Regions from separate parts of the Homo sapiens genome. Here region 2 is linked to region 1. The links are chromatin loops, found by intact Hi-C in ENCODE. Cell type or tissue: mammary epithelial cell. All regions are shown on one strand. Each heading gives the region's core, and the rest is flanking DNA. Links, peaks and the distances in the headings are about the cores only.

What was found. Peaks named below come from ENCODE experiments on the same cell type or tissue, not always from the same donor. Only the 100,000 strongest peaks of a DNase experiment are listed, where the experiment ranks them.
Region 2: a loop joins it to region 1, with 32 times the contacts of the local background. A loop is called at or near these places in 10 of 110 quality-filtered maps.

Annotation. Positions count from the first base shown.
Region 1 is chr9:32,242,474-32,258,385 of GRCh38, forward strand. No RefSeq gene overlaps it. Among named protein-coding and RNA genes, the nearest start is that of ACO1, 130 kb to the right of the region's middle. In mammary epithelial cell, for the core only: a CTCF peak has its summit at 9,162 (motif pointing left); no DNase peak of the experiment used is centred there.
Region 2 is chr9:31,909,157-31,925,068 of GRCh38, forward strand. The region is part of intron 1 of LOC124902137 (a long non-coding RNA gene); the gene reads left to right. LOC105376011 (a long non-coding RNA gene) reads right to left here and starts at 8,778. Exons shown (of 9, transcript XR_929543.3): 1 at 7,598-8,778; 2 at 6,100-6,177; 3 at 4,521-4,579; 4 at 2,855-2,998; 5 at 582-854. In mammary epithelial cell, for the core only: a CTCF peak has its summit at 7,607 (motif pointing right); no DNase peak of the experiment used is centred there.

The sequences.
Region 1 (15,912 bases), core at 4,697-12,696:
GAGGCACATACATACAATGGAATACTACTCAGAATAAAAAAGTATAGACTAACGATACACACGACATCTTGGATGAATCTCCAGTGAATTATGCCAAGTTAAAAAAAAAGCCAATCCCAATGGATTATATGATTCCACTTATATAACATTTTTGAAATGATAAAATTATAGAGATCAAGAATAGATTAGTGGTTGCTATGAGTTAAGTGGAGGGGAACCTGAGAGGTTGGTGAGTGGCTATAAAAAACAACAAGAGGGATTTGAGTGGTGATGGAATTGCTCAGTATCTTAATATATTAGTCCATTCTCACACTGCTATAAAGAACTACCTGAGACTGGGTAATTTATGAAGAGAAGAGGTTTAATTGACTCACAGTTCTGCAGGCTATACAGGAAAGCATGGCTGGGAGGCCTCAGGAAACATACAATCATGGCGGAAGGCAAAGGGGAAGCAAGTGCATCTTACCATGGCAGAGCAGGAGAGAGAGAGCAAAGGGGGACATGCCATACACTTTCAAACAACCTGATCTCATGAGAACTCACTATCATAAGAACAGCAAGGGGAAAATCCTCCCCCATGATCCAGTCACCTCCCACCAGGCCCCTCCTTCAACATGTGGGGATTACAATTTGACATAAGATTTGGGTGGGGCAGAGCCAAACCATATTACTTGACTACGGTGGCAAATACAGCAACCTACGCATGTTATAGAACTGTATATTACTAAATACACACAGATGCAGAGTACAAGTAAAACTAGAGCAATCTGAATAAGATTGTACCACTATCAGTAACCTGGTTGGGATATTATACTATAGTTGTGCAAAATGTTAACATTGGGGGAAGCTGAGTAAAGAGCGTACATGATCTCTCTTTATTATTTCTTTATAATTATATGTGAATCTATAATTATCTCCAAAAAACTTCAATTTAAACAAATGCATCATAGCTAGTCACAATAGAGTCCATTCATGAAAGCTGATCACCCTAACAGAATTATATAAACCAGTCGTATGGTGAAATTTACGGTAGCTCTTACATAGTTTACCCCACTTGTATTTGCAATATATTTATATTTAGGCTGCTCACTTCTGTGACACCTTTTTTCAAATTTCCTCAATAATTTTTTTGTGTTTCTTCTCCCTATTTAACCAGCATAATTAGCTTTTTTGTTGGTTATTGTTAATGGCACTTTCATATCTTTGTTATTATTGTTTTATCATAAAAGAATAAAATTGTAATAAAATGGCTTTCCAAACAAAGAGGAAAGTAAATACACCTTGTTTGAAAGAAATGTGAACATTTTTTCCCACAATATTCAATTATTCATTTTAACAGTGCCAAGCACTATTTTAGGTGCTTAAGAAAGAGACAGTAGTAAATTAAGCAAAATTCCTGCTTTTTTGGAGGTGACAGTCAACCAGATTAGAAAAACAGACAAATAATTATATATTACTTTATCCTAAATATCATGAAGAAAAATATATCCCAGCAATTATTCACAGAGAATGGTGAGAACACTAATGTAGATAGGGTGGTGATCTGCAGTTGTCTAAAGAGATAAGATTTGAAGAGACTTAGATGGCATGGTATGTAATTCATAGTTATCAAGACAAAACACATGTTGGCTCTCCCAAGACAGATGCTTATTAATTCTTGATTTCCACATTAATTGATGGAGAAATGAATCCTCAACAAAACTTCTTTATCTTTCAAGTGAAAGTCTGAGGTATTTCGTTAGAAGATGAAAGAGTCAAGTACTTAATGCCCAATCTTTCATTCCCTTATCCTTTGATGTTTAAAAGCTTGCCTAGCTCTAAAAGAAAAAAAAAACACATCATTTTAATGAACACTGCAATTAAGAGATACATGCCCTGGAAACTCATCTCCTTTGAGCTGCTCTGATGTCGGCCTTTTCCTGATTTGAGGTCAATAAAGTTATGGTGTTTGCGTCTCCCAGGGAAAATCCCTCTATGTAAGATCATTTGACTCACTCTGGCTTCCCCCAATCCTCCTAAGAAGCTCAATCTGCAGATCAGAGCTGGCTACTCCTTTTCAATTAACATTCTTTCAGATTTGATCATCGTCCTTGTCTTCATTTATGTCAAATGGTGCTCCCGTGGAGACAGGCAGCTGATTATTCTAGTCTAACTCAGATAAACCTTATTAAAATAACCACCTCCCTTATGCAAATCTATCCATCACTTTCACCTTGACAGGCCCTTGTCAGTCTGGTGCCCTGCACCATCTCTGGGTCCCAAATGGTAAATGCCCCCACCCCAACGCTGCACCATCAGCATGGGGACACTGTTAGCAAGATGCAAATTGCATATGGAGATTTTGAGTCATTTGCTTCTTTAGAAGTTGAATTCCACTCAGGAAATATTAACTAAAGAAGCAGTGTAGTTTATGGGGTAGTTCCAGGTATCTAGGCCAATAAAATGCCAGGTCAATGTTTTGCAAGGCGATTCCATGACAAGTGGCATAGAGAGGAATAAGAGGTTTTCAGACCAGACAAACCCCAGATTCAGCATAAACACCTGTATAGGAAGACAGGAACTAATGCTTTCTGCTTAATATGAAAAATTGCCTGGAATTAAAAAAAAAAAAAGAAGAGCCAGTCATGGGAGAGGGAGGTCACTGCTGCCCCAAAAACCTTCCCGATCACCTCCATCCTGGTCATGAGCCACAGCCTCTTGACTGTAGAAGTGATCTGCTTTGTCCTCTAAATTTAAACTCACAATGGGATCATAAAGGGAACAGTGCCAAACAAACAGCCCCTTGGTTTTTGTGAGGATTATTCCTGAGAGCTCTATTGGTCTCCAGTAACATGGGCCTGATGTAGGCGCAGTAAGGTGATGGCCCTCTCAGAGGCAGGAGCTAGTGAGTCTTACAAGATGACTGTTTCCTATTTTCCCTTTGTTACTCATGGAGATGACTGAGGACTATTTACTTCTCATATATGTCGATGTAGTCAGTGTAATAGTCCTAAGATGGATTGGCAGACTCCCATGGAACTGGGTCATACCCCTTTGAAAAAGTCTGATTAAACTTCTTTGAAAAGTCATTGGAGGGCTCATGACCATGGGATGGCATAGTGCCTCCTCCCCCAGTGAACAGACAATTAAAATCAGGGACAATGAGTCAAGAATGGAACAGTAGTAAATTTCAAAGAAGGAAAAAGTTCTGTGCTACTAGATGAATCTCTGAGTATTCAAGAGCTTATAAACTAAGACCTCAAGAGATAGTATTCTCCTGGGAAACCTGGCATGATGCAGCTTATTGATAGAGCTGTGAGTATTGCTACCAGAGCTGTAATGACCAGCCAGCACGTAGGGGGAATATGACTTAGAAGGAGTTGTAGATTCCCTGATACAAGAAATGAGATATCTACAAGGCCAGATGTGATAAGTTGGTCATGCCAAATGACATGATCTTGCCCCTCTGGGAAATGTAGTATAGAGAATCCTATTTTTGAAACTTGAAAAGATGACAGAGTTTGATTACCAAGTCAGTAGAATTTCTAACATTTGCTCCTTTCTTGAATATGTTCCCTTCTGATCAAATGTGGCTAAAAAATTTGCAGATGAAGTTGTGTCTGTCCCAAGCTTCTCTTGATTTTATATAATCCATCCTCCACAACCTAGCTTAGTAACTATTATGTAACTTATTTTTATCATTAAAAATAATTATTTTGAATTATTTTTAATTATTTTAATGGGTAATTATTGCTTAACTTATTTTTATTATTCTTGTTCTGACAATAATTCAGTGGTTTCCTATTGCAATATATAGCAAATCCAAAAATCTTTAACATGACTTATGTTAAACAATTTCTTTCTGGCTTCTTCTCTCCCCATTGTCAATGGTATAGCCATCCTGTGCATAAATGGCACTTTTTTTTTTTAACTTTAATGAGCCAGGCTTTCTCACCCCTCTGCCTGGTTTCCCAGCTCCTTCATTAAACTAACTCCTCTCCATTCTTCAGGTTGCAGCTTGAATCTACTTTCTCTAGAAAGCTTTCCTTAACCCTCACATTGCATTATGAACCTCTCCTATGTGCTCCCACAGAATCGCATGTCCATTCTATCATGCTACTATCACACTATTATTATTGCTTATTTGTTTATAATCCCCCACAGTGCATAAACATTTTGCAGGAAGATACTGCATCTTGTTTATCTTTACATTTCCAGCACAAAATAGGATCTCCTGAATGAATGGATGGATGGATGAAAACATTATTGTTACTAAGAGGCAGAAGACCTGCATTCAAGTCAACACCTCGCTATTTATCCTTAATCCGAAGCAAACCATAGACTCTCTGTGGAAGAGAATGTAGAAGTAGAAATGTGATCTTCTGTCTCCTTAAAACCAGGTGGCTAGACTAGGCAATTCCTTCATGGTCCTTATCAGCAGTATGATCAATGTCTCCATATGCAAAATATTGCAAGATATGTTGAGTTGCTCTAAAACACGTGCAAGACAAGCACCCTGGGCTCTCTGAAGAGGAGGAAAGATGAACAGTCTCTCCAAATGCAGATTCAAAAAAATCTCTATTCTAATTGTTATGTGAAGGAGAGAATTAACTCAAAGAATCAGTATAGAAACATGAGTACGTGACCTGATTATGCCCAGTTCTGCTAAGATCCAAGTGTTATTAAAAACTAGCCTTAATTAGGCAAGACTATGCTCTTTGTTTATTGGAATTTATTTATTAATTTTTATCATAGCTTCCAGTTTTCATTCTGGCTGTTTATTGGAGCCCTTCTTTAAGTGAGAAATGCTCACGTGTGTGTAATTTGAGCATTTCCCAGTGCTAACCTCCATTTCACCTCTGTCACGCTTAGGCAAGGACAGGATCCTCCCTGTTCTAGCAGAGCCTTGGCCCTGTTTTAGCTGGCATGCAAATGCAGAGTGTGATCCATCATGTTTTATTCAATAGAGTCACTGAGAGAAAGGGAAAGGAAATTGTTGTGAATTAAATGTCCTTGTCTCTTCAGACAAGAAGATAAAAGTTCTGATTGATTGCCGAGATGGCTAGAAATGGAAGTATTAATGCAAAACAATGATTTTGTTATGTTTCTATTCTCTAAAGTGTTGCAAGTGGCAAGAAAAAAATTTTTGTCCCAGAAACAGACTAAGAGAGCTTTCTTCCTTGCCAGAACAAGGAAATTTGGTGAAATCAGGAAGCAGGTGATGGTGAGCCCAGGAGTGGGGTCTGGAGATCTGTATTCCAGTCCTAGCCCTGCAATGTTCCCTTAGTGGCCTTGGACAAGTCATTTCCTATCCTGACTTCGAATTCCTTAAAATAGGAGGATTTCGCTAGAGATGAGATCTGAAGTCTCTGTCAGTGCTTGCAGTGCTATGAAATTCTTCTTCTTAATTAACTCAAGCAACAGGTCTTAAGTAGAAGCCATTGTCTGGGGATGCTACTGACGTGCTCTGCCTACTAGAATCTTCAGTAATATTACCAGGAAGATTCTAGCAAGTTCTGCCATTTATCTCCAATATATGAAGAAATTATTCTACTAGGAATTTCATAGTAACAAAGAATGTATAAGGTGTTAAGTGGTTCCATAAAATGGATTAAATTTGACAATTTACCAAAGTTAACTTAAGTACAATTATGTAAACCATGAACTGTATGTAATACACAATGTGATTTTGGTGTTAGCTTCTATTGACTCCTTTCTTTAAAAATGGGAAAATATTTAGGGTTGAGGATTTTTCATTGATTTTGTAAATAATTCTGTTCTGGTCCAGATCATCCTATTTTCCCCCTTCCTCAATATACAATTTTCCCTGATTCAGTGAATCCCTGAATTCATATAGTTCCATTTCCCAAGCTTGCAGACAGAAATACTGGCTCTTTGATGTGTCAAAAGTTTTTTAAGTGCTCACAGAGAATGCTCAGTACTTGGCTACAGTCGCCCAAGGTTCAAAGTTTAAGTTGAGCGCCTTTATCTACTATATTTCTTTGTTTTCCACTTGGACATTGCTGAAAACTAAAGGAAGTTTGATTTTCTCCAGTTTGAGTGTGTATTGCAGAGAATCTAAAACAGTTCTGAGGGGGTGTGTGTGTGTGTGTGTGTGTGTGTGTGTGAGAAAGAGAGAGAGAGAGGCAAACACAGAGAAAAATACTCTTCTTTGAAAGCTAAGAGAAAAATACCAGATTCTATAGCTCAAAACATTCTATATGATCTCAGGTCATGCTCAAAATTAACCACTGGGTCAGAACTCAAATTCTGTATGAGGCCAGATTTTAAAATAAAATTTAGGTATTTGTCTTAAAACAAAAACCAGGCCACTTTCAAAACTTACTCCAACAAAGACATGATTTCTTAAAGCAGTCTTGAAACGTTCTTTTATTTTATGTATGTTTCAGCTTTTTGGTTAAGTATCTGATTCTTAAAACACAAGTACAATTTGTAGCCTGCAAAGTTTGAAAAGTAATTCTGTTTGAATCAAAAGAGATGTTGATTTGATGACTGCTTTTGTTCAAAACAATCATGTCATAATTTATATGCTGTAATATCCATATCTTAATACTAGATCTCCTGGATAAACTGGTTTTCTCTACTACTTTGATAATTTTATTTTATTCAAAACTTGTTTCTGGATGCAGGAAGTATAGAAAGCTGATATTCTGGTATTATGGGTAAAACTGATGAAGTCAAAATTTTCCCCTTGGTGAAATGACTCTCAGATAATAAACAATGATCTTTCCCTCAGACCACTAGTGCATAGCCACACACATTGTGAGTAATTCCCTAACACAGTAAATTAACAAATGTAACTCAAATGAACTTAACTTGTTAAGAGTGTAGAGTTAATGAGCCTGAAACATCTGAGATTAGTTTAGGAGAGTGAGCTTGGGCAGGATTCAAAGCAACACACTGCATTCCAAATACTAGGAAATCTAGGCCATTGTCACAAGAAAGAGTGGAGCAGGAAAGTCAGCGAGTATGTCAGTATCCACCCATCATCCTTCAAAAAAAGGCAACTAAAAATGGGTAGGTAGAGTTTAAAAGTTATCATAGCTAGATACCTTATGGAAATGAGTGAAGCATTTCTAAGTGTATTGAGCTTGGAAGATACATATAGACATACTTGTAAATTTTGTATTTGTATTTATATTATAGTCTTTATATTAGACTATATATTGAGTCTTTGGTACTCTTATTTTTCATAATTCAGTTTGGAAGTGCATTAAATTTACCTTTGTCCTATCTATTTTTAAAATGCTTACAAAGGAAAATAAAGATAAAAATATAATTATAAGGAAAATTTTATCCTTCTTATATCTTTAAGAATGAACTTTTACATCTTTGTTACCCAGGCTGGTCTCGAAAACTTGGGCCCAAAAAATCCTCCTGCCTCTGCCTCCCAAAGTGCTGGGATTAGAGACGTGAGCCACCACATTTGGCCTGAAAGATTTCAAAGCAAACAATAAAGACCAAAAAAAAAAAAAAAAAAAACAAAAACAAAAATCCTAGTAGAAAACAAAGGAAAATATTTTTTGCAATTTTGAGATGAAAACATTTGTGCAAACAACACAACAAAGCTAGGAATCATCACAGAAATAACTACCAGATTCAAATTTATAAAGCATAAAATATTCTACATAGAAAAAAGTTTCCGTAAGCAAACTGAAGAAGACTAATGAAGTTATTTTAAAAAATATTTGAAATATGTATGACAAGGTAGCAATGTACTTAAGATATTTTTTAAAAACCTATAGAAATTAATGAAGAAAAGAGGACTCCCCAACTGGGAAATGAATAGGTAGAGGTCATGAACAGGCTACTCATAAAACAAGTAACTTAGGATGAGAATCTGGTAAAGGTCTGGAGGATGAGAAATTGGATACAAGAATAAGAAAATGATATGGAAAATGTGGAGAATGGACTTAATATGGAGGAAAGGAAAGGAATTGGGAGAAAAGTCTGGCATAATTAAACTGGAGGCAACCTAGACAGCCTTTAGGGTCTTGGCATGAAATAGACCTGGGTCTGAGTCTTTTCTCTGATGATGACAGTCACATAGCCTTGGCAAGTTGCTGGCTCACATGATTCTTAGTTTCATCATTTGTAATTTTTTTTTTTTTTTTTTTTTTTTTTTTGAGAGGGAGTCTCGCTCTGTCGCCCAGGCTGGAGTGCAGTGGTGAGATCGCGGCTCACTGCAAGCTCCGCCTCCCAGGTGCACACCATTCTCCTGCCTCAGCCTCCCGAGTAGCTGGGACTACAGGCGCCGCCACCACACCTGGCTAATTTTTTGGATTTTTTTTTTTTTTTTTTTTTTTAGTAGAGACGGGGTTTCACCGTGTTAGCCAGGATGGTCTCCATCTCCTGACCTCGTGATCCACCCGCCTCGGCCTCCCAAAGTGCTGGGATTACAGGCGTGAGCCACTGCACCCGGCCTCATCATTGTAATTTAAAGTACAGTTGTGAGGACTGAGCAAAACAATTTATTTGACTCAGTCAACTCTGTCTCACCTATGCATAGCCTGGTGGTTTAGTAAGACTGATTTATGCAACTCTGCCTCCTGCTATGCAGGGACCATCCAGTCCTGGAAGAGCAGACCAGGCCTCTCTGTTCATCTTCATGCCCCGTCGATAAACAATCCTTCCAAGGTAAAAAGCAAAGTGGACATGAGGTTTTCAGATCTGTCTAAGCTGTCTGCTCCAGAAGACAGCTTTGTTGACTAGTTCGTGAAGCAAATGTAGTCAGTTCAACAACCACTTTTTTCCAGGAAAAAAAGCAGGATGGATTTTTTTAGGGCATACAGGATAGATTATAAGCGCATTTGGTCTCTGTTATTTTATGTAGTTTTCTTTTGCAGGGTGGGGGGTTAGCATTTGATTCTTTTTTTTTTTTAATTTGGTCACCTTTTATGTAATTTATCTGCTTTTACTAAGGAGAATAGTCCCTTCTGCTGCAATTGTATTCAGAAATCCCCTTCATTATTCCAGAGATGGAAAGAAGATCATGACAGTAAGAAAGTAAATAAATGCTAAATACATTCATAAAGAAAAATGAAATGTTTCCTAGGAACGAGAGGGGAAAATATAGAAAGAGAAAAAGAAAGGGATGGAGAGGAGGAGAGGATAGCAACCAGTGGTTGCACACAAAAGTTTTTCCGTCAAAGACTGCCACCTGGTGGAATTGTAACTGTGCCTGTTCCTTTGGCCTCAGCTAGTTCTGGAAGGAGTCCAGAGTAATCAGACGCAACTGACCTGCGAGCCTTCAAAGCTAAATAAAAAGCGGATGAATAAATGTCGGTGCATCAGTAGATTCTAAATCTTGACAACACAGAAGGCTTATTTAATTTGATCCCTGTGCATCAGAGGCTTTAAACTGTCATTAGTCAGGCATGCTGCCACTCTCTTTTTGAAGGCTAGTGCTGTTTATTGGGCATAAACCAGCTATATTTCATGTGAGCAAGTGAAAGGAAACAAAATCTCTTGTGCTAAAATAAAGAATAAATATAAATGCTATTGTCTTATCCTGCATAAGCCTTCATGGACTTCTTTTCAAGGCATTTAAATAGTTTTCTTAAGAAAAAGTATATATTTGAAATTTTGACCAAATGAAATAACCACTGACACTTTTTTAAATGTCCCAAAGTGGTTTAAATTAGACAAGATTTTTAAGAGATTAATTCTACCCAGTAAGAAGATAATAATATTGATGGACAGGAATATATGTTCACATTTAATGTTTTCTCTCTATTCTACCAAACATGACAATGAAATTATACATATAAGGAATTTAGCCTTAACTCCATGCCTGCACACTACATTTCTGACTTCAACAAGGATTACTACACTGTATGTCAAAAACATATTTAAATGTCAAAGGCAACTTTGTATTTCTAAGCCTTTGTATTGCCTTCTTATCTGGTAGAGAAAAAGGCAAATAAGATTGGCTTATTTTTTACTTCTGCCCAGAAAAAAAAAAAAATCTTAGAGCTTCCATATTCTCTTTAATTACATTTTCTACCTCTAGGCTCCAAATTTCAATTTTCATTTACAGATTTCTAAGGTTTGCCTAATTTTTAAAGAACAGCTCTCTTTATTCCCATCCTGTGAGTTGAATACTCTGGACTTAGCTGTTTTCATGCCCAGATTTAATGACTGTTCAGCTTTGTGCAAAAAAAAGAACAGGTAAACAGATCCAAGGGGATGCTTTCTCTACTAAACTTATGTCAGTGAAAAGTTAATTGATTAAATTAAAACATTTGACATACTCAAATAAAAAACAGAAGTTAACAGTAAGATTTTCATTTGGGTACCCAACTTAAAAGCTTGACAAGAAACAAGAAATAGGTCCAGTGTGCATACAATACTTATCATTCATTTAGATGAGTCACTTAATATGTTACCAAAAAAAGCAAATTTATTGAGCATACAGACAATAAAGAAATAGTCTGCAAAGCAGAAGAACCAAGGAAGTAAAATTTCATGGTATCCAAGGTACAGAGTTTAAAAAAAAGAAGTACATGCAACTCATAAGTTAAGTAAAATAGACCTGAAAAATGTCCATTAGATATGACAATGAAAGAGCTATTGGATCGAGGGAAAGCAATCTCAATAGAATGATGAAGGCATCCTCTGCCAGGATGCAGTGGATTGAGGAGAAAGCTGGAGGCCGGGCGCGGTGGCTCACGCCTGTAATCCCAGCACTTTGGGAGGCCAAGGTGGGCGGATCACAAGGTCAGGAGATCAAGACCATCCTGGCTAACACAGTGAAACCCCATCTCTACTAAAAATACCAAAAAAAATTAGCCGGGCATGGTGGCGGGCGCCTGTAATCCCAGCTACTCGGGAGGCTGAGGCAGGAGAATGCCGTGAACCCAGGAGGTGGAGCTTGCAGTGAGCCGAGATGGCGCCACTGCACTCCGGCCTGGGCGACAGGGCGAGACTCCGTCTCAAAAAAAAAGAAAGAAAGAAAGCTGGAATAGTAGAAGTGGGAATAGCATTATTACTCTTTGAAAAAAATGTGGATAAAAGAGGAAGACAACAAAAAGGGGATTCAGGGTCCCACACAGGACTTTTTTAAGGACAAAGACCCATGAACATATTGATTTACTGCAAGAAATAATAAAGACAGTGGAAAGACAGCAATAAGGATATGAGTAAGAGAGAATGACTAAAAAGGAAGATCATGCTGGATTTAAGGAGAAGGGGTATCATTCCTCCTTTGTCTGGAACTGGAGCAAAAGTTGGAGGAGATAGTTGCGTATAGGCATACGTATTAAGGTACAGGGAACCAGCACACATCCAGTGACCTAAATGAGGTAAAAGGTAAAGTAGCTGTTGGAACTAAGGAGTGTGCAGGTTGACCACACAGACCAAGGGAAGTGGCAGAGATTGGGAACAGGAAAAGATGCTGACCAAGGAGAGTCCCCTGCGTGTGAGAAGAAGAGAAGCCAATTATCACATGAATCACAAGCTGGGTTTTTTCTGGGTGTCAGAGAAGGAACATGAGTAACTTATTTTCTGTGCCAAAATGATTTCCAGTAATTGTTCACAGAATGAGATGATGGACACTGATACTCTATGGTTGATCTTTCACTTTAAGTACAAGTATACACACCACCTACTCCCCAGCATATTAACATCAACTGTCATCATCATGAATTTGCACCTGCTGCTAAGCCTCATCTCATCTCCACCACTATCAGCCTTCTGTTCTCAAAAATAGTTAGAGGTACATTTGGCAATTTCTTTCTCTTTCTTCCCAACAAAGTTTTGTAGTTTCTTCTGTTCCTAATTTGCCACTTGCAACTCCCCTGGCGTCTCTACAGTTTCTGAAATAATACAGTATCTTCACAATATTAGTATATTCCTTACACTAAAAATATTCCATCCATATTTGCATGTTTGATTATCATACAATAGGCAGATAGTTAAAGGTTGGAGATCCAATTCTAGCCAAGATATTTTTAAGCAGCAAAGGTTTTTTAGATACAGCCCCCAAATTACAAATTATAAATGATAAAAATTGATAAATGTGACTACATCAAAATTCAAAACTCTTGTACTACAAAAGACAATGTCAGAAAAAAAGACAAGCCTCAGGTGTGGAGAAAAAATTGAAATATGTGTGGCAAAAGATAATTTTTTCAAGAAATGGTACAAGAACAATTGGATATCCCTATGCAAAAAAAATGCTCTTAGAACTGTACTTCATATATTAAAAAATTAACTCAAAATGAATTATACTTGATCTTAGCCAAAAGGCCAAAAAGCAATTCAAAATGGATCATATATCTCAATGCAAAGCCCAAAAATTATAAAACTTTTAAAAAGTAAATAAGAAAAAAAAATCCTGGAGACCTTGGGTTAATCAAAGATTTCTTAGATACAACACCAAAAGCATAATCAATGAAAGAACAAAATGATAAATTTGTCTTCAAATTTAAAACTTCTACTATTAAAAGACACTCCTAAGAGAATGAAAAGGCAAGTCATTAACTGGAAGGAAATTTTTGTAAAACATATACCTGATAAAGACTTGCATCTAGCATATGTGAAGAACTGTCAAAACCAAACAATAAGCAAACAAACAGACCAGTTTTTAAAATGGGCAAAAGAATGAACACAAAATTTACCAGAGAAAACATATAGATGGCAAATAAGCATACGGAAGCGTGTCCAACGTCATTACTCATTGAAGAAATGCAAGTTAAAATCAGATATGACCACATACCTATTAGGATGGCTAAAACTAAAAACACTGACCGTATCAAGCATTGCAGAGAATGTGGAGGAACTGGAACTCTCAATCCTGTTGGTAGGAATGCAAAATGGTATGGCTACATTGGGAAATAGTTATATTGTTTCTTAAAAAACTAAATATATACCTACTATATGATCTAGCCATTCTGTTCTTTGGTATTTACCCAAAAGAAATGAAAGAATATATCCACACACACACACACACACACACACAAAAAAAAAAAAAAAACTTGTATAAGAATGTTCATAGAAGCTTTATTTATGATAAGCAAAACTGTGAAGCAACTCTAATGTCCATCAGCAGGTGAATAAATAAATTGTGGCATATCCCTTTAATGGAATATTACTTACCAATGAAAAGGAATAAATTATTGTTACATGCAACAATATTGATGGATCTCAAAATATGCTGAGTGAAAGAAGTGAGCCAATATAGGGTACATACTGCATGATTCCACTTCCATAAAATTCTGGAAAATGTAATCTAATTTACAGTGGCAGAAAGGAAATCCATAGTTTCAGCAAGTTAGCAGGTTATGGAGAAACAGAAGAGATAGACTACAAAGGAGCATGAAGAAAATTTTGGGCTTGATGGGTATGTTCATTTTCTTAATTGCAGTAATGACTTCACAAGTATATACATACGTCAAAACTTATCAAATTGCCTACTTTAAATATGTGTTTATTATATGTTGATATCTCAAAGTTGTTTAGAAATGTCACTGCTACCTGTGCTTTCTTCATAGAAAAGCATAAACAATATAATGAACATCTGTGTGTTAACAACCCAGCTTAAAAATAAATTATTAAAAATATATTTAAAGCTCCCCAAATATACCTTTTGCACTAGGTAGAGGATCTCACTTCATCTTTAGTGAGGAGGACCTGCAGAGATCACAGAATCTCACATTTCCCTTTTGCAAATGTGTACAACAAATAATACCTAGTTCTCATTGCAGAGTAAGAGTCCAGTCATTTCCCACAAATTCTTTTGCCATCTTCACATGATGTCAAGCTCAAGAACTTTCTCTAGGTGGTGGCAAATAGAGAGCCCCTTTATCTAACCACACAGACCTCATCTCAATTCAAAAGAAACATGTTTGGATTCGCTCCAGCACTGCATAGCTAGGGTATTGCTCTGCTCCATGAGCGGCAGATGGGGCAGGATGACTCTGGGCAAACTCAGGTGCATGAATGGCTCTTTTTACTTCCTAGCTGACTGACAAAGGTGGAACAGACCCTCCACTTGTGCTTTATCACTCTCGGCTGTCCATCTTTTCGTGCATTATATATTCTCTGTCGGAAATGACAATGTTTCTGCTGGAAAAGAAAAAAGGAGTTCAGCCTGTCAGCAGTGTAGTGGGAAGTAAAAGCATTTCACAAGTTCCGATCTTATCTTAGCAACTGCTTTTCTAAATATTTTGCAATAGTACAGTAAGAAAGCTCTTTTTCAACAATAATAGAAGAAAGGCCTTTTTCTAAAATGTTATAACCCAAAAACATCAAAGAGTTAATGTCAGGCTGAAATGGGAAGAATATACTCTGCCTTAAAATTAATCTTTAGGAGTAAAATAAGTAGATTCCTTTTTTTTTTTTTTTTTTTTTTTTTTTTGAGACAGAGTCTCGCTCTGTCCCCCAGGCTGGATTGCAGTGGGGCGATCTTGACTCACTGCAAGCTCCACCTCCCAGGTTCACGCCCTTCTCCTGCCTCAGCCTCTCAAGTAGCTGGGACTACAGGCGCCGGCCACCACGCCTGGCTAATTTTTTGTATTTTTAGTAGAGACGGGATTTCACCGTGTTAGACAGGATGGTCTCAATCTCCTGACCTTGTGATCCGCCCACCTTGGCCTCCCAAAGTGCTGGGATTACAGGCATGAGCCATCATGCCCGGCCATAACCAAGTAGATTTCTAAGCAATTATGCCTATTACAGAAAATTTCAGCATGTGGAACTCTCTGGGGCCTCAGAGACCACCATGATCAAGACCCTCACTTTACAATGAAGGAACTGAGGCATGATTGCTTTATTGTCTTCTATTTCGAAAGCATTCTAAATCTCTAGACGGTCACCAGCATATGCCTTTTCAAAACTTTCCAACTATAGAACAGTAAGGTTTCAAGAAAGAAATGGTGGGTGGCTCTCCTTCAATGGAACTAAAGTAAACAATCTATAAAAGCTAAGTAAGTTTTATTCCACTAAGGAACAAACGAACGACTGCTTCTGATCTAAGTTTTTCCAGTTTTCCTGAAATTGATGCAAGAAAAAGAGATCAGTTGCCTACTCTTCTGCCATTTCACAACTTGCACAACACACATGGCCCCATAATCAAGCAACAGATTAATCACGGCTCATGGCATAGCCCTGAATCTCCTCACTTCCATAGGCCAGAAAAGCTGACAGGCATGTTGGTTATGAGGGTCTAATGGGATCAACTGTTAGCAAGATAAACAACCTCTTTATCAACACTGCCATAAAAGTAATCTTCCAACGGTAAATGTGTGATCATGCCTCTCCTTAAAATTCCTTCATAGTTCCCCAGGCCCTCGGTGTAAAGTTTAATTTTCTCTGTTTCTCTTTACAAAGCCCTTCATAACCTGTATCCTTTTTTAATAGCCTTATTGAGGTATAACTAATATACAAAAAAGGTGCATATTTAATATGTATAATTCAATGAATTTGGATGTAAGCATATATCCATGACACCATCACCACAATCATAACAAACATCCATCACTTCCAGAGGTTTCCTTGTGTCCCCATGGGTTTTTTGTTTGTTTTTTGGTTTTGTTGTGTTTGTTCTGTTTTGTGGTAAGAACACTTAACACGAGATTTACCCTCTTAACAAACTTTTAAGTACACATACCATATTATTAACTGTAGGCACTATGTTGTACAGCAGATCTCTAGAACTTACTATGCTTGTGTAACTGTAACTTTATATTCATTGAACCTATCTCTTACTTATCTAAGATCCTTTTCTGTCTTCACTACTATGAGCACCACCATCACCACTCTTCATTCTACCCCTGCACCCTGCATCCCAGACAAATATTTGAAATTCTCCAATCAGGCCTTGTTCACACTTTCAAGGCTAGCTCATCTGGCATTCTCTTCCTTGAATGTGCCTCTCCTCTTCCACCATCCTAAGTCTACCTTGGTAAATGC
Region 2 (15,912 bases), core at 4,382-12,381, 330 kb before region 1:
CACTGACATCAACCCCCATGACATAGGGACAGATCTTATTTAATTAATGCAAAAACAAAAAGGGAGAGATGTTGCAGGCTGAGAGAATGAGAGTCGTGATCAACTCAGTATACCACTGGAGGCTATATGAGTAAACAGCAAACTGTTCTCATAAAAGCAGGATGTTGGCAAATTGACAAACTGCGTCTGCTGCCCAGAAGAAATGCTGAGGGCAGTCACGCCCCAAGCGCAGTGTTTCTTGTGATTAGGCACATCTGAAGCCTGTTAGCAATAAGGTGAACCTGTGATCAATTAAGCAGCTGACCAATTGTTACCTCTTCCTCCCTGCTCTTTCTACCCAATAAATATGAAGGGCTGCAGAAGCTCAGGACTTCTGCCTTTGCTCACTAGAAACAGGGAGCCCTCTTCTTCCCCTGGCCCTTTTCTTTAAAATAGTTACTTTTGTTTTAAGTTTTCATTTCTGCGTTCGTCCCCCTTCATTCAGTCCCATAGTAACTGTGACAAACTGTGGCAATCAAGTATAATTCAGATTTTGGATATTGTGTTTTGAAGTTCTAAATTTCCATTATTTTCATTTATACCTTTTATTTCCCTGCTAAGATGTTCTGTCTTTCCATTTGTTTTGAGGATATTAGACCTTAGCTTGTAGATCACATTATCATAGCTGATTTGGAAGTCATTGTTTCATAATTTCAATATTTGAATTATCTTGCGATTGGCATTCATCTTCAGACCATAGTTCCCACGGTCAGAGAGAAGGATTCACCTTCCTGAAAGTTTTAGGTATTTGTTATGCTCACCACACACTACTACTCAGCTGCTGTGAAGCTTCAAAACTAAGACACACCTGGAACCTGGGTAGAACAGAAAAATAAAATGAAACAAAAACCTGAGGATACTGTCTCTGTCCCATAAAGGTTCCCATTCCTGCTTCTCTGGTGAAAAAAATAAAAAGAGAGAGACAGATATTCTTTTGGAGGTATTTCTGTCCATGCTTAGTATATAGTTTTAGGATTTGACTGCACTTGAGACTGTATTATATAGAATAAAACAAAACAAAACAAAACAAAATGAAAACAGAAAATGTACCACTTGAGTTTTTAGTATTTTCAATTCTAATTTTCTTACCCAATCTACCTGCTACAATTTACTGTTGAGAGTCCTCAGATTGCTATCTACTGCATTCGATCTAGGCTTCTATTTGTATTTCTTGGGAGAGGAGGGATAACGTGCTTATTCAACCTTATTTAAACCCAAAACTCTACTATTTATTTTTTTAAATTAGTTTGGCCTTTATATTTCCATTTTCAAAATTCTTTACTCTTTTCTGATTATTTATTTGTCATAGCATTCATTTTCCCTTTATGTATGTGATTTAGCTTTGTCTCGCTAATGATTTCAATTAGAAGGTTATAGTTTGAGATTTTCAAATATGATATCCCTTGTTCTATTTGCTTTGACTCTTTTTTTGGACAGCTTTCCTCAGATTTCTGGTTTCTTGATTTTCTACTTCTTATTTACTAAAATTTACTAACTAGGAATTTTGTGTTAGTGGACAAAATTTCATTATAGGGTAATTAGAAAATGAGTTGACAGTTCATTGGGGGAACTCCAAAATATAAATATGTGAAAATATTTTAAATCTTTCATTCTTCTTTTCAAGCGTGGAAGTGGAGTGGTGGTAAAATATGCTGATCTTCTGGGAGCTGGGTGGGAGAGTGACTCTCAACACACCAGCATTCAGTGTGAAGACATCCTAGACTGTCACAGTCCGCTGGAATTCTCCCATGCAAATATCCCCTCTGTTTTCAGACACTGGCCTTTATTCCTGCCTTTTTTTAATGTTGTTTGTCCAGACTTTCTTTAGGTCAGTTTCTCCAGAGAGTAAACATTTGATCCCCTGCCCAGGAGTGGGACATGGATAAAGAAGAGTTAACAACTTGGCCTTTTAAAGTAAGAGAGAGTTCAGGGACTCTGTCTGCTTTATATATTGTTTTCTAGCAATTCTTCTGTTTAATTATTGCCAACTTGAGTACCTTGTGTCTCCAAGTCCTAGGCACAATATCCATCAATGAATTTGCCCGCTTGTCAATAGTACTCTTGTCAGGAGGCACTTCAGGTTGGGCTCTCTTTACCTTGATAAGTCAGTTATATCTCCCCATGTACCCACTTCTCCCAAATAAAAGTTTTTATGCTGCAATCTTATTTTCTATATTTGTCTATATGGATTTCTATGGTTTGAACATGTCCCCCAAAAGTTCATGTGCTGAAAACTTGATCCCCATTGCAGCAGTGCTGAGAGGTGGGACCTTTGGAAGGCAGAGCCCTCATGAACAGATAAATCCATTCACAAATGAATGGATTAATGAATTAATGGGTTACTAAGGGGGAATGGGTTAATTATCACAAGAGTGAGACTGTTATAAAAGGCCAGTTTTGCCATGTCTTGGGAGTCCCCTCACCATGTGATGCCCTGTGTCACATGGGGTCTCTGCAGTGTTCCACCAGCAAGAGGTCCTCACCAGATGTGGACCCAGCATCCAGACTACCCAGCATCCAGAACCATTGGACTACCCAGCATCCAGAACTATAAGAAATACATTTCTTTTCCTCATAAATTATCCTGTCTGTGATATTCTGTTATAGCAACAGAAAAAAGACTAAGATGTGAACTTAAAACTTTATTGTCATTCCTGTAATAGCATTTAGTGTATTCCTAGGAGAAAGAGGTGAGAAACAAGATTTTTAATTTTTAAAATAGAAGTTTAATGTATTGTTTTACTTAAATAAATTAGAGATCACTAAGAGCTGATTAAAGCCAAAAAATGCCTTGATCCTTAGTGTTAAAATTTACCTTTCCAAGTTGGATCATGCACTTAAGACAATAATAACAAAACAGTGCTGCCACAGTTTTCTAAGTAGGTCCAAGAAGTAAATGAGTAAAAGACAAGTCCTTATATCTGATGCATTATTTTGGGTGACATGGTCCTGCAGGGACCTGTTGTAATTGATAAAAAGAAATAAATTATGTCTACAGAGAAGATTGCTGAAATTTGCATATCCTTTTTGTTTGAAGGATACGTCAGTACTCAACCTGACCCACTGGACTTTATTTGAATAAGAACCTTGGCAGGGGCCCAGCCCAAGTAATTTATAGTCTAAGAGGGGTAATTTATATTACATCCAATATCTTCTACCTTATTCCATAAGAAGAATGACCTGGCCCTGAGAGAATCTCGACCAGGCAAGAACGGAATAAAAAGGGAGAGGAACTGATATGTAACACTCCAATAGTCATAATATATACGTGGATTAGGTGAGACTGAAATAGGGCATTATTAATGCATTTAGCTATTTTAGGAAACATATACCACCTCAAGTAATGCAAACAGTCTGAGAGACCTTAATGGCAACTTCTGGTTAACTGTTCTGCTATTCTGTTAACATGTAAATAGAGTTGTTATGTGACTTGTGGTGGTTTGAAGAAACATTTTACTTTCAGTCACCAAAATGGTACTGTTTGAAAGCTGTTCTCCCAGATTGATGACAGTGAAGGTCATGGGCTTCAGCAAGGGAATTAGCAAGTACAGCAATGATTGTCTCAGGTTTTCAGAACATTTACCACTGAGATAAAACCTTGGTTTTTATTTTCAAGGATATCCTGCAGTAGGCAAAGTAATGCAATTATTCTCAGAGGAAGTACACAGTGATAGAACAATGGGAACACTTAAAAGGTGCCCTTAACCATTTTCACATAAAGGGAAGGCTGAAAAGCCTCTGTTCATTCATTTATGATGTCATTATAAAATGCCTTGGAAACCAAGATTCATGAATGTAAATTGCTAGGGAAGCAATTGACATAATTAGTGGAGGAGAAAATGTTCTTTAAAAATGTTTTTACAATCAGAGCTTAGATATAGTGGTCTTTGAATTTGTGAATACTGGTATTCAAGTTTGGCTTGGAGATGTTTTTTTCTTTCTTGTGTATCCATTGGGCATAAAGGAGTATTAGACTTTGTACTCACCTTGTTATTTTAAAACAGTGCTATGTGTTTGACATCAGTGGTGCCTGAGCATTTATGAATTTTGATCAACACTTTTCTATGCACATTCTATTCCAGACGTTCCTTAATATTGTTAAAATAAATTTCCAAGCAAAATGACACAATTTAAGACATGTCAAACTTTTAAAAATTGTCGATTTATTTTATTTTGGACGTGCCCAGGCCTTTCTAATTTCATAGTTTATGGTGATTACAACAAAAATAACCACAGAGAAATACATCAAATTCTGTATGTCAATTCTATAAGAGGCTTGATGGGATTTCATAGCAATGACTATAAAAAATAATCAGTTATAATTTTATTTCTATCTTAAATAATATTGAAAGGCACAACCTTAAACAGTAGTTTCCCATTGTGATTCAATATATAATTAAAACTAAATAGGCTTTGTAATATACTTATCAATTTTTTTATTTTAAAACATTATAATTGGAAGATGTAATAATAGTCCCTACCTTATAAGGTTGTTACATTTCAATGAATTAGAGTTCATGCAAAACGCCTAAAATCATGCCTGAAACATAGTAAACATTCAATAAATTATATTTATTACACAATTAACAATAGAATTTACAGTTTGCCTGACAATTACAGTTAGAGTTGAGTACGGTTTTATGCTCCACCATTAATCTTTTTGACAAATGTTCAACTTTCCTATATTTAGATTGAGCTCTTAATATTCATTTAAAACATCTAGGGTTATGTCTTTCATTTCAGTAAATACTTCCTAAACCTTCACAAATGTAGTGACTAATCTATACCCCAAATATTCTCTATAACCATGATCTGGTAGCTAGGCCACATAAATAAAACATAAAAATTACAGAAATTCGCCAATTAAACATGCCATAACTATATCTTAATAGCAGATGCTTTTTTCAATAAAATGTATATAGTGAATAATATTTTAAGACGGAGTTTCTCCTTAACGTTTAAAAAATATTCCTCCCCAGGTAAATGTTACACCAAAGGCAAATTTTGTTAATGTTCGATTCTCACACAGGAAAGTTTATAACAAATATCAACTGGCACAAAAACTGATTTAATGATTTATCTCCTCAAAAATCTACACACAAAAATTGAATGATTTATACTTCTCAGACTTCAGAGTCCAAGGTTCTGTATAAGTAACCTGTTCAGAGTCCAGGGTTCTGTACAAGTAACCATGTAACCTCAGTTATAAAAAAAAAATTTATTTGATGCTGCCAATGGGAAGGAATATAGCTGGCACAATAACAGGGGTTAACAGACATTTGCAAAATTCAGAAACTCTTCTTTCAAGAAGTTATAGATCTAGGAGTCTCTTTAGGAAATAAAGTCCATTAGTATGGGGCAGGAGACAAATAAAACTGAGACACATTGGGCCCATTCTCTAGAACGAGGGTTTTGGCATGTTCAATGGGTTGTCAAGTAAAGTTTGAGTCCCTAGCAGAGAATCAGCTGTAAATCAGGAATGGAAGAAGAGCCTGTATTTACAAAGACTGAGAATGCATAGAAAACACTGTGAATACACGTAAGAGACTCATGGCAGATACACATGATTTGTTCTTAGGTCAGTGAGCCTAACTCTGAGTTTTGCTAATTCAGCTGATATTATTTCTTTTTCTTTCTTTGCAACCTCCGCCTCCCAGCTTCAAGCGATTCCCCCTGCCTTGGCCTCCCCAGTAGCTGGGATTACAGGTGCCCACCACCATGTCCAGCTAATTTTTTTGTATTTTTAATAGAGATGAGGTTTCATCATGTTAGCCAGGCTGGTCTCGAACAATCCGCCCGCCTTGGCCTCCCAAACTGCTGGGATAATAGGTGTGAGGCACCGCGCCCAGCCTTAGCTGACATTATTTCTACCACTACCTTAAATGAGGTTTGACTCCTAGTACATTACCTGACTCAGGCTCACCCAATTCCCCAGCTAATCCAGGCCACACTGCAAGTGAAGGTCTCTAATTTTCCAGCTACCTGGGGAAGGGATTGGTGGGTAGTAGTCTTTTAGAAGCAAAGCCTGGCAAAGCCTAAAGATTCGGGAAGATGCCTCACCAGAAAATTTCCAGTTTGGTTCCATGACATGGACTCCAGCATAATCCCATCAAAAGCTTTTGTCTTTTTCTACTGATTCTGCAACAAAGAATTTCAATTAATAACTTCCTTTAAATGACTTCACATTATCTTGTGCTGTGACACTGGACTTTAGAGAACTTGATCTGATTCGCCAAATGGATCATGCTCTTTATACTAGCCTCAGTGACTGCATAAGAATGTGACTAGTAGGCCGGGCACAGTGGCTCGTGCCTGTAAACCCAGCACTTTGGGAGGCCGAGGTGGGTGGATCACCTGAGGTCAGGAGTTCGAGACCAGCCTGACCAACATGGTGAAACCCCGTCTCTACTAAAAATACAAAATTAGCTGGGCATGGTGGCAGGCGCCTGTAATCCCAGTGACTCGGGAGGCTGAGAGAGGAGAATCGCTTGAACCCGGGAGGCGGAGGTTGCAGTGAGCCAAGATCACACCATTGCACTCCAGCCTGGGCAACAAGAGTGAAACTCCATCTCAAAAAAAAAAAAAGAATGTGACTAGTTCATTCATATGGGTTCAGCAATCTTTGAACTGCACTCTAGCTCCTTCAGAACTTTCATAATTGATTTATATTTAGTTAATGACAAGGTAAAAAGATTTGACTGAGTGAGCTTAGGAATGCTCTAGTATAAGTTCACCACATTGGCCAAGCTTTAATTTAGTTCCTCTCTCTTTATAGACTCTAGCCCCATCTTTTTTGGGAAAGCAAGTTATGCTGCCAAAAGTCCAACTTTCACAGGTCCTAAAATCTCCTTCTTCGGTGTATTTTTCTCAGGAGTTAATGCTTGTTTCACTGTTTCTCTAATGATCAATAAGGTATGCCATAACCAACTAAAGATTCAGAAATTATGCATTGACACCAGAGTCCTCAAATCACCTGACATTTTTGATGGGTAAATCTGAGTTAACTGATTTTCTACCACATCCTTTTGGCAACACCCCCCCTCTTTTTTTTTTTTTTTAGGATTGCTTTCTATATTCCCGGTCTGGCTGCCTGCTTTATTCTATACTGAGCAGATGGGTCTCTTACCCTTATTCCCGTAGAAGCCAACATTTGGACCAAAGGCAGATTTACCTAGAGGCTAATTGGTCTTAAAAACTTAAGTGGCTTCTCACCTAAAAGACCCCTGACAGAGGTGGGAGTTGTCAGGTGTTCTATATGGAGAAGGAACACTTGGCTATAATCAGGAAACATTTCCATGTAATCATGTCCAAAGAGATCTGAAGGGAAAGATCTGAATCTCCAAGGACCCCGTCATTTGTTGTGATTGCTTTCCCTATCTCAGTAAATATTCAAGTTTGTACCTAATTTTGTATTCTTATTCTTAAAGAAGCCCCCTACCCCTGCAACCCGCCCCCAATAACAGCTTAAGCTTCAGTCCCTACAAAACTGGATCCATCTCTGCCTTTGGCATTGCCTGTTATTTTTGCAGCCTGCAGTGTTCCTGCCTTGTTAACTCACCAGGAGGTGGCAGGAGGATGCCTTTCTTCATGTTACTCAGTTCACACCTGGGGATACATTAGCTGTGCAAGAACTTGCTCTGGTTGTCCACACTTGACCTCCAATCAGTTTTGTTTGGGACATGCTGCTGCATCTCCTGCTCCTTAATTGGCTCAGTTGTGACTTACATTATCTTGTTGCTCACTTTCCTTTTTTTTTCAGTTTCTTGTCTCAGCTTCCGGGACTGTTTAGGTTTTATCTCTTCCCTATAGAACACTCTTTGATGAGAAATGTTACAAGGGAACCCTGGTGACTCTCTTAATCTGTGAAACAATTAATTGGAATTCTGTGGAGCATTCCCTATAGAAACACCTTTCTATGTAAGAAGCTAGTTAGTTCTCCTGCCTCAACAATGTTCATATCTTTGGAATACAATCTACTTAAATATGCAGAGGCAGTCCCCCTTCTGTGCTCTAGTTCATTCTGAAAACTGAATCCTCTTACTGAATATTCTATAAAAAGACAAAAGCTGTCAAATTAGGTTAAAAAAACAAAATCGAGCAATGTGCTGTTACAAGAAACTTGCTTCAGACCAAGTGATAAAGAACGGTTGAAAATAAAGGGAAAAGCCAAGAGATACCAGGCAAATGCAAAATTAAGAAAGGCAAAAATGTCAATATTTCATCAGAAAATCTTAGATATAAGCTCAAAAGTAAAAAGCAGTGTAAAGAGGGACTTTTACAATCATAATAGGCACAATTCATGTTGATATAGCAATTATAACACAATATACATCCTAAATATTTGGAAAGAAATTATATTGAAAATGTAAGGAGAGGTGAGAAAAAGCAAACTATAGTATATAGTTAATAAAATTATTTCAAGATTAAAGGTCAAAATCAGGCAAGGAAGGTGAGAAAGTGAATAACAGTAGATAAATTATAATATGCAAATGTATACACGAATATATGCATGTATGTATATATATAATCTCTGCACACACACGTACATATATATATAATCAATCTTATGTCCATTTATGAAAAAATCATACATTTGCTTGAAAGCTGTACATTTAAAAAGTAGAGATTACATAGATCATATACTCTAATATCAAATAAAAAAAGCAACAATATAAATATGTGACCAAAAAGATTAACATCCTTCAATATTTATAGATTAGAGGCAGTCACTATATATATATAAAATACTATATATATATAACTATATATTTAAAATACTATATATATAACTATATATATAAAATACTATATATATAACTATATATAAAAATTACTATATATATATAACTATATATATATAAGCTACACTAAAAGGAAATGTGTAGCTTTAAATACTAAAGAATAAAGACAAAAATATAGAGAAATGCATACCTTATTTTAAGAAGTTAATAAAAAGAACAATAAAATAAACCAAAAGAAACCTAGAAGAAAGAATAGATTATGGTAAACATGAAGTAAATGGAAAGGAAAACAACATAGTAGAAATAACAAACTATGAAAGTCTGAAAAGACCAGTAAAACAGAAAAGTTACCTTGAGACTGATTAAGAAGAGAGGTCACTTTGGGAGCCCGAGGTGGGCAGATCACGATGTCAAGAGATGGAGACCATCCTGGCCAACATGGTGAAACCCTGTCTCTACTAAATATACAAAAATTAGCCAGGCGTGGTGGCACATGCCTGTAGTCTCAGCTACTCGGGAGGCTAAGGCAGGAGAATTGCTTGAACCCGGGAGATGGAGGTTACAGTGAGCCGAGATCGCACCACTGCACTCCAGCCTGGCAACAGAGCAAGACTGAGACTCCATCTCAAAAAAAAAAAAAAAAAAGAAGAGAGATAAAAAACAAGATTAGGATTGAGAAAAGAAACAAAACTATCGATGTAAAAAATAGTTAATAATAAGAAACATCGCATGCAATATTATGAAAACAAATTTGAAAATGTAGGAAAATTTAGTAAAATTGACCTACGAAGAAATGGAAAAAATATTAATAGATATGTCAAAAATTATGAGATATGAGATTTTTTAGATCTACCCTTTAAAAAGCACTAATACTGAATAAGCTCACAAAACAGATAATACAGAACAGATAATTTCACAATATTTAAATTATTCCTGGCCAGAGAGACTAAAAGATCCTTACTTTATTCATGAAGCCAGCATAATTCTGATGCCAGAACCTTGTAAACCAACCAATAAAAAAGTAAAACATAGCTACTTTTAAAGAAAGACACAAAATTGCCTAATAAAATATTAGAAAGTGAACCTAGTAATAATCCAAAATAAAAATATGTAGGGCTTATGTAAGTTTCTTCATTATCATAATATGAATCAAGTAAATATATTAACAAAAATCTTATAATTTATAATTGTATCTATACATGGCTGAATATCATTTTATAAAATTTAGCAGGCATTCCCAATAAAAACTCTAAGTAAAATGGTTCGTTCTCTAAGAGAGTTATTTAAACACAATATAGATCATTTTTACCACAAATGTGGTAAGCTACAAAATTATATTTAACAAATTTGGAGCTAGTCAAAGGTACATTCCAGAATTTCATTGCATTCTTTCCTTAGTAGTTTTGGTTTACTACGAAGTTTTACATAGCAGGAATAAGAGACCACAAATGTGCCTTTTTCTCATCTCTGTTAAAGATTTTATTTTCTCACTAAAATTCTGAAATTGGTACTTTTACGTAGATTAAACTTCTTTCTCTTTGAGCTTTGAAGTGTGATGTGAAAAATCACTGAAATTCAATTATTCATAGTTTTGTTGTTGTTGTTTGTTTATTTTGAGGAAAGAGGTGGGAGAATATCATGGACTGTCCTTTTTTCCCACTAGCTATTTTTAGCAATTGCTTTACCCATTTCTGTTGGGCCTTCAGAGACCAACTGATTTAGAGGTGGAATTTCCTATCATTCAATTCTGTAATTATTATCTCAGACCAACACTGTGGCCCTGTGGGCAATTCAGTAAATAAATGAAAAGGGCCTAATAGTTGGGTGACACTGTGCCATGCTTAACACAATCTTACAGAAATAAGTCTGGTACAGGCAACATTTCATGAGGAATCTGCTTACTTCTCTGGCCAAAAATTTTTGCCCACATAGTTAAGTGTGATCCTTCGAATTCATTTTTCTTTGACAAAATTCCATGGAAGAATTTTTAGGATATCACACTTTATGGAGAATGTGAATCACCACATAATTATGATGTACTTAATAAGCATAATTAAAAACAACTTGCAAAAGACATATTAATTCTCACATGAAACATAAATTATTTGTCTTTAAGTTGGCAGTGAGGAGTTGGAGTTAGGTGTCGCTTTGAGAATGCTGGTCTTCAGCTTTGACCTGAATTCTCTGCTTGTGTTTCCTTAATTCTGCTGATCCTCTCTGGGGCCCCTCATTGTTACTGCTGCACACCAGTCTGTGCCAGAAGGTCAATTTTGTGTCAGGTCCCTTATAACAATAGGTCCCCAGTGGGGTGGTGTGGCTCACACCTGTAATCCCAGCACTTTAGGAGGCTGAGGCCAGCAGATCACTTGAGGCCAGGAGTTTGAGACCAGCCTGAGCAACATGGTAAAATCCTGTCTGTACTAAAAAGTTAGCCAGGCATGGTGGTGCACAACCTGTAATCCCAGCTACTTGGGAGGCTGAGGCACAAGAATTGCTTGAACCCGGGAGGTGGAGGTTTCAGTGAGCCGAGATCGTGCCACTGCACTCCAGTCTGGGTGACAGAGTGAGACCCTGTCTCAAAACAAACAAAAAAAAGTCCCCAACCCCTGGACCATGAACCAGTACTGGTCCATGGCCTGTTAGGAAGTGGGCTGCACAGCAGGAGGTGAGGTGAGCAGTGGCAGGCAGGTGAGTGAGCAGTACCGCCTGAGTTCCGCCTCCTGTCAGATCAGGAGCAGCATTAGATTCTCATAGGATCAGGAACCCTATTGTGAGCTGTGCATGCAAGGGATCTAGGTTGTACACTCCTTATGAGAACCTAATGCCTGTCTCCCATCATCCCCAGATGGGACTGTCTAGTTGCAAGAAAACAAACTCAGGGCTCCCACTGAATCTACATTATTGTGAGTTGTATCATTATTTTATTATATGTTACAATATAATAATAATAGAAATAAAGTACACAATTAATGTTATGTGCTTGAATCATACCAAAACCATCCCATCCCACTCCCAATCCCTGGTCCCTTGTGCCCAAAAGGTTGGGAACCATGCTCCTTATGATATTTAAAAATTTTTCAGTCTTGACAATCTGTAATTAATTGATAATATTTCTTTTCTTTTTTCTTTCTTTCTTTCTTTTTTGAGACAGTCTCACTCTGTCATCCAGGCTGGAGTACAGTAGTGTCATCACACCTCACTGCAGCCTCCACCTCCCGGGTTTAAGAGATTCTCATGCCTCAGCCACCTGAGTAGTTGGGAATACTGGCGTGTGCCACCCATCCCTGGCTAATTTTTGTATCTTTGGTAGAGACGGGGTTTCACCATGTTGGATAGGCTGGTCTCAAACTCCTGGTCTCAAGTGATCCTCCAGCTTCAGATTCCCAAAGTACAGGCCTGAACCACTGTGCCTGCCGAGATCTTACAGATACTATCTCTAAGGACTATCTCCTCACCACCAAGTAGGTGCTGTAAATGCCACTTTCTAATTAGTATTTACTCCAATAATTCTTCATTGTTACCTGTTTCATTTGGACTCTGGCTAGCTGTAGCGCCTCTGTTTTCTACTTTCTTCATTCTGCTTCTCTATGTGTGCAGAGATGATTGTACATTGCCTGGTTGCATGCAGAAATTAATTGAAAATAAATTTCTCTTGAAGCAGAAACATGGACATCATATATGATTTTGCTGGGAAAAAAAATTCTGACCTAGCTTCTGAGGATATAGCCTGTTAAACAGCTAGGTGCTCAGACCCTTGTGATCCTTCTGGCCATTTCTCAGGTTACAAAGCTGTCTCTGGTGTTCTACTTTTGGTGAGGCCTAATGGCAAGGAACACTGCATGCTGTCACTAAAGATAAACACATAAGTGTAGTTAGGATTGCCTCTTTCAGCACCTTTTGACCTGGAAGATGGAGTAGAGGGGATATCTCTATCAGTGGCTATCCCTCTGTAACCTTGCCCATGTGATAGATTTGGGGGCACACAAAAGAAAGCAAAGGATGGAAGAAATTTGTCATGGCATCTCATGGGTTCCCTAAAGTACACCTCATTCTTCTCTAGGAGAGGAGAGGCTGCAATTTCTGTCACAGGACAGCACTCTAACAAAATATTCCCAATAGGAAGCATAGTTTTATGAAACCAACCATACGATATGCCCAGTTGGCTCGCTCTGTGCTATATCTCAAACAAGCACGAAATCAGAATGTAAACCAACAGCTACATCACCATGGAAAGACTGTTTACAGTAGTAATTATAAAGGCTTCTACAGTTTAAATCAATAATCTGGTAACTATCTGGAGTGTAGTCCATAAAAGCTGACTAAAATCAGATCCTTGAAGATATTTCCAGTACATCCTCTGGTTACAGTCTTATTAGAGGATTAAATTCACCATAAAAAGAGCCAATGCAAAGTCATAATTCAAGGCTGCAGACAAGCAGGGGGAATTACAACTCCTTACCAGCTCACTGTCCATGGGATTTAATCCTCCAGAGATACATGTTGGTACTTGCATTAGGGGAGTTGAGAGGCCCCTGACAAGCCACCTAACACTCATACCATGGTATTGGACGCTGCCATTGTGCCCTAACCTGGGCCACTGTGGGATATTCTCATCCCTAACCTTCCCCACATCCATACCCAGACCTCCACAGTGGGTGAAGGCTATTGGCGGAATGTGAGCCTCTTCTCACTAATGTGACCTGGAACAGCTACTGATGGAGGCTGGCAACAATCTGGGACAGAAATAAAAAAGGGAGGACGAGTAGACCCTGGGGCACCAGGGATGGGTGGCAGGTGGCCGATAATCACACATGGAAAGAACATGTGTGAGCTGACACTCCAAGCCCTGCCTTTTGCACATGTTTCATTGTCCCATTGGACTTTAATTACAAAACACAGATTCAAAGATGAAATTATTATAAATTTCAAGACGGCAACCACAGAGCATTAGACCCTAAGCATGAGGTCCTTCTTAGCATGAAGCCCTGTGTAACTGCACAGGTGGAACATCCTGACTGTAAAACACAGAAGGTTCTCATGATATGGGAGGCATTGCTGTGTAGATAAAACAGCCTTGCACTGGAATTAGGAGGCTTTTGGTCTACTATTGACTTGACGACTGACCATGATGTCACTATACCTCTTTGAACTTCAGTTTCCTCATCTATAAAATGAAAAAATTTTCAAGTTCTTTTGCACTAAGTTTGAATCTCTAGGAGTGGGGTTTCAGAATCTGTGAAAACCTACTTAGGTCTCTAGGTTTTTGCTACCCAAAGTATGATGCATAAACAAGCAGTGTGAATATCACGTGGGAGTGTCTTAAAAATGCAGAATCCCAGGCCCCACACCCAGACCTACTGAGTCAGCATCTTCATTTTAACAAGATTGCCTGGTGATTTGAATGCACACGAAAGCTTGAGAATCACTGCCGTAGATGACTTTGATGATCTGTGAAACCATCAATATAGAATATTTCTATAAACGTTTTAATCTTGTGCAATAGCTAAACACCAATGGCAGTTAATGGTTAATGCCTACATTGGATTATTAGGTAAATTCGTCAAGGAGGGTCTTTGCTTTAAGTTATGTTTTGAGCCCTAAATGTGTATTTGTTTAAATTGTTTCATTCTCTTTTCATTACAGTCCTTAGTGACTCCTTGCTCATAAAAATTGATTTAATTTTTCACTGTTATTAGGAAAAAGAGGAAGGGATCTTACATCAATATTTTCACCAACTGTTCATGGCAATTTAAACATCGGTCTTCCCTTAAACTTCAATAGGTGCATTTATTAAAACAATGATTACTATAATGACCTATGACAATTTTTTTCCAGCTACAGACTTTAGTTTCTCTTCAGTCTTTAGCTTTGATACCTATATTATGTTCCTAAAAGCAAAGTGATTGCATTAGATAAAATTTATTCTGAAGTTTTAGCCAATATCACCTTAGGTAAATATGGTAATTTCTCAAAACTAGTGATGAGTTTCAGACCTATTTTCCGCATTATGAATTTTTTACTCAGAACCAGTTCAGACTGCCAATGAAGACTGACTATAGAAACCTCTGTTCTCTATATGTTCTTCCTGGCAGAGCCTACGTTATGTATGTTTTCAGCACAAAAGATATCAGGAAGCCATTTAAGTTTTTCCCTTCATCCAATTTATGTCCCTTTAAAGAAAAAAAAACATATTTTGTAAGTAACATTGGTAAAAGGCATGAGATGATGTGTTTTCAGGCAGTGAGGTCTTGGAGTCTTAATTCTTAATTCTTCGATTTTTGACACTGATTGGAGCCTGAGATATTTCTCAAGATGGATGTAAGAGGAAGGACATGGAACAATTTGCTAAGTAGCATCACTCTGCATGAATTATTGGCTGATTCCAGGGAGTATGTTGGCAGGCTGGCTTACAATGGAATGGGCTTTGTTCTTTTTCCTTGGCTCATTTCTAAGTATCTGCTGGGGGCATTTTTAGATCTGCCATGTAGCAAACACAGCTCAGAATTCTTCAAAAATTTTAGAGTAAATTTCGCGGGTTGAACTGACACTTTTTTTTTTTAACTGCTCTCTCTCTCTCTCTCTCTTTACCTCAAATGTAGCTTGCCATGTGTTGACCCAAAGTAGGGGAAGGGTTAGAGAGAGGGTCAAAAAGTCCGTCAACTACCGCCTTCCATGTGAACCAAGAGGACATTGATGTGAGTAGGTAATTATCAATTATTGCACAAGTATGGCAGCTGTTCCTCTCCAGGGACTCTGCCCCTCCCTGAGCCTTCTCTGGCTGTGCCCACTCTTCATGGAATGAGGAACCCACAAGACCAAGTGGACATGGTCCATACAGAGTCCAAATCCCAGGTCCTCTTCTAGATCAGACTTTGGATACCTAGGAACCTAAAATTCCCACCCAGACTATCCCAAGCCCACCTCCAGAGTCTGTGTTTACCTGTGTTTTAAGGTAGACTGTGATGTTGGTGTGTGTATCTCTAGGCAAGAGGGAGGCCAGGGGGCACTGGGGAGAGGTTGGATGGAGTATGTCTTTGTGGACTGCAGTGTCTACCCAGTTATGTGTAAGATTCCTCAGGGTGCAAGACAGAGGCAGGGGTGAGAAGAGAATCTGTGTATGTGCCCTAAGATG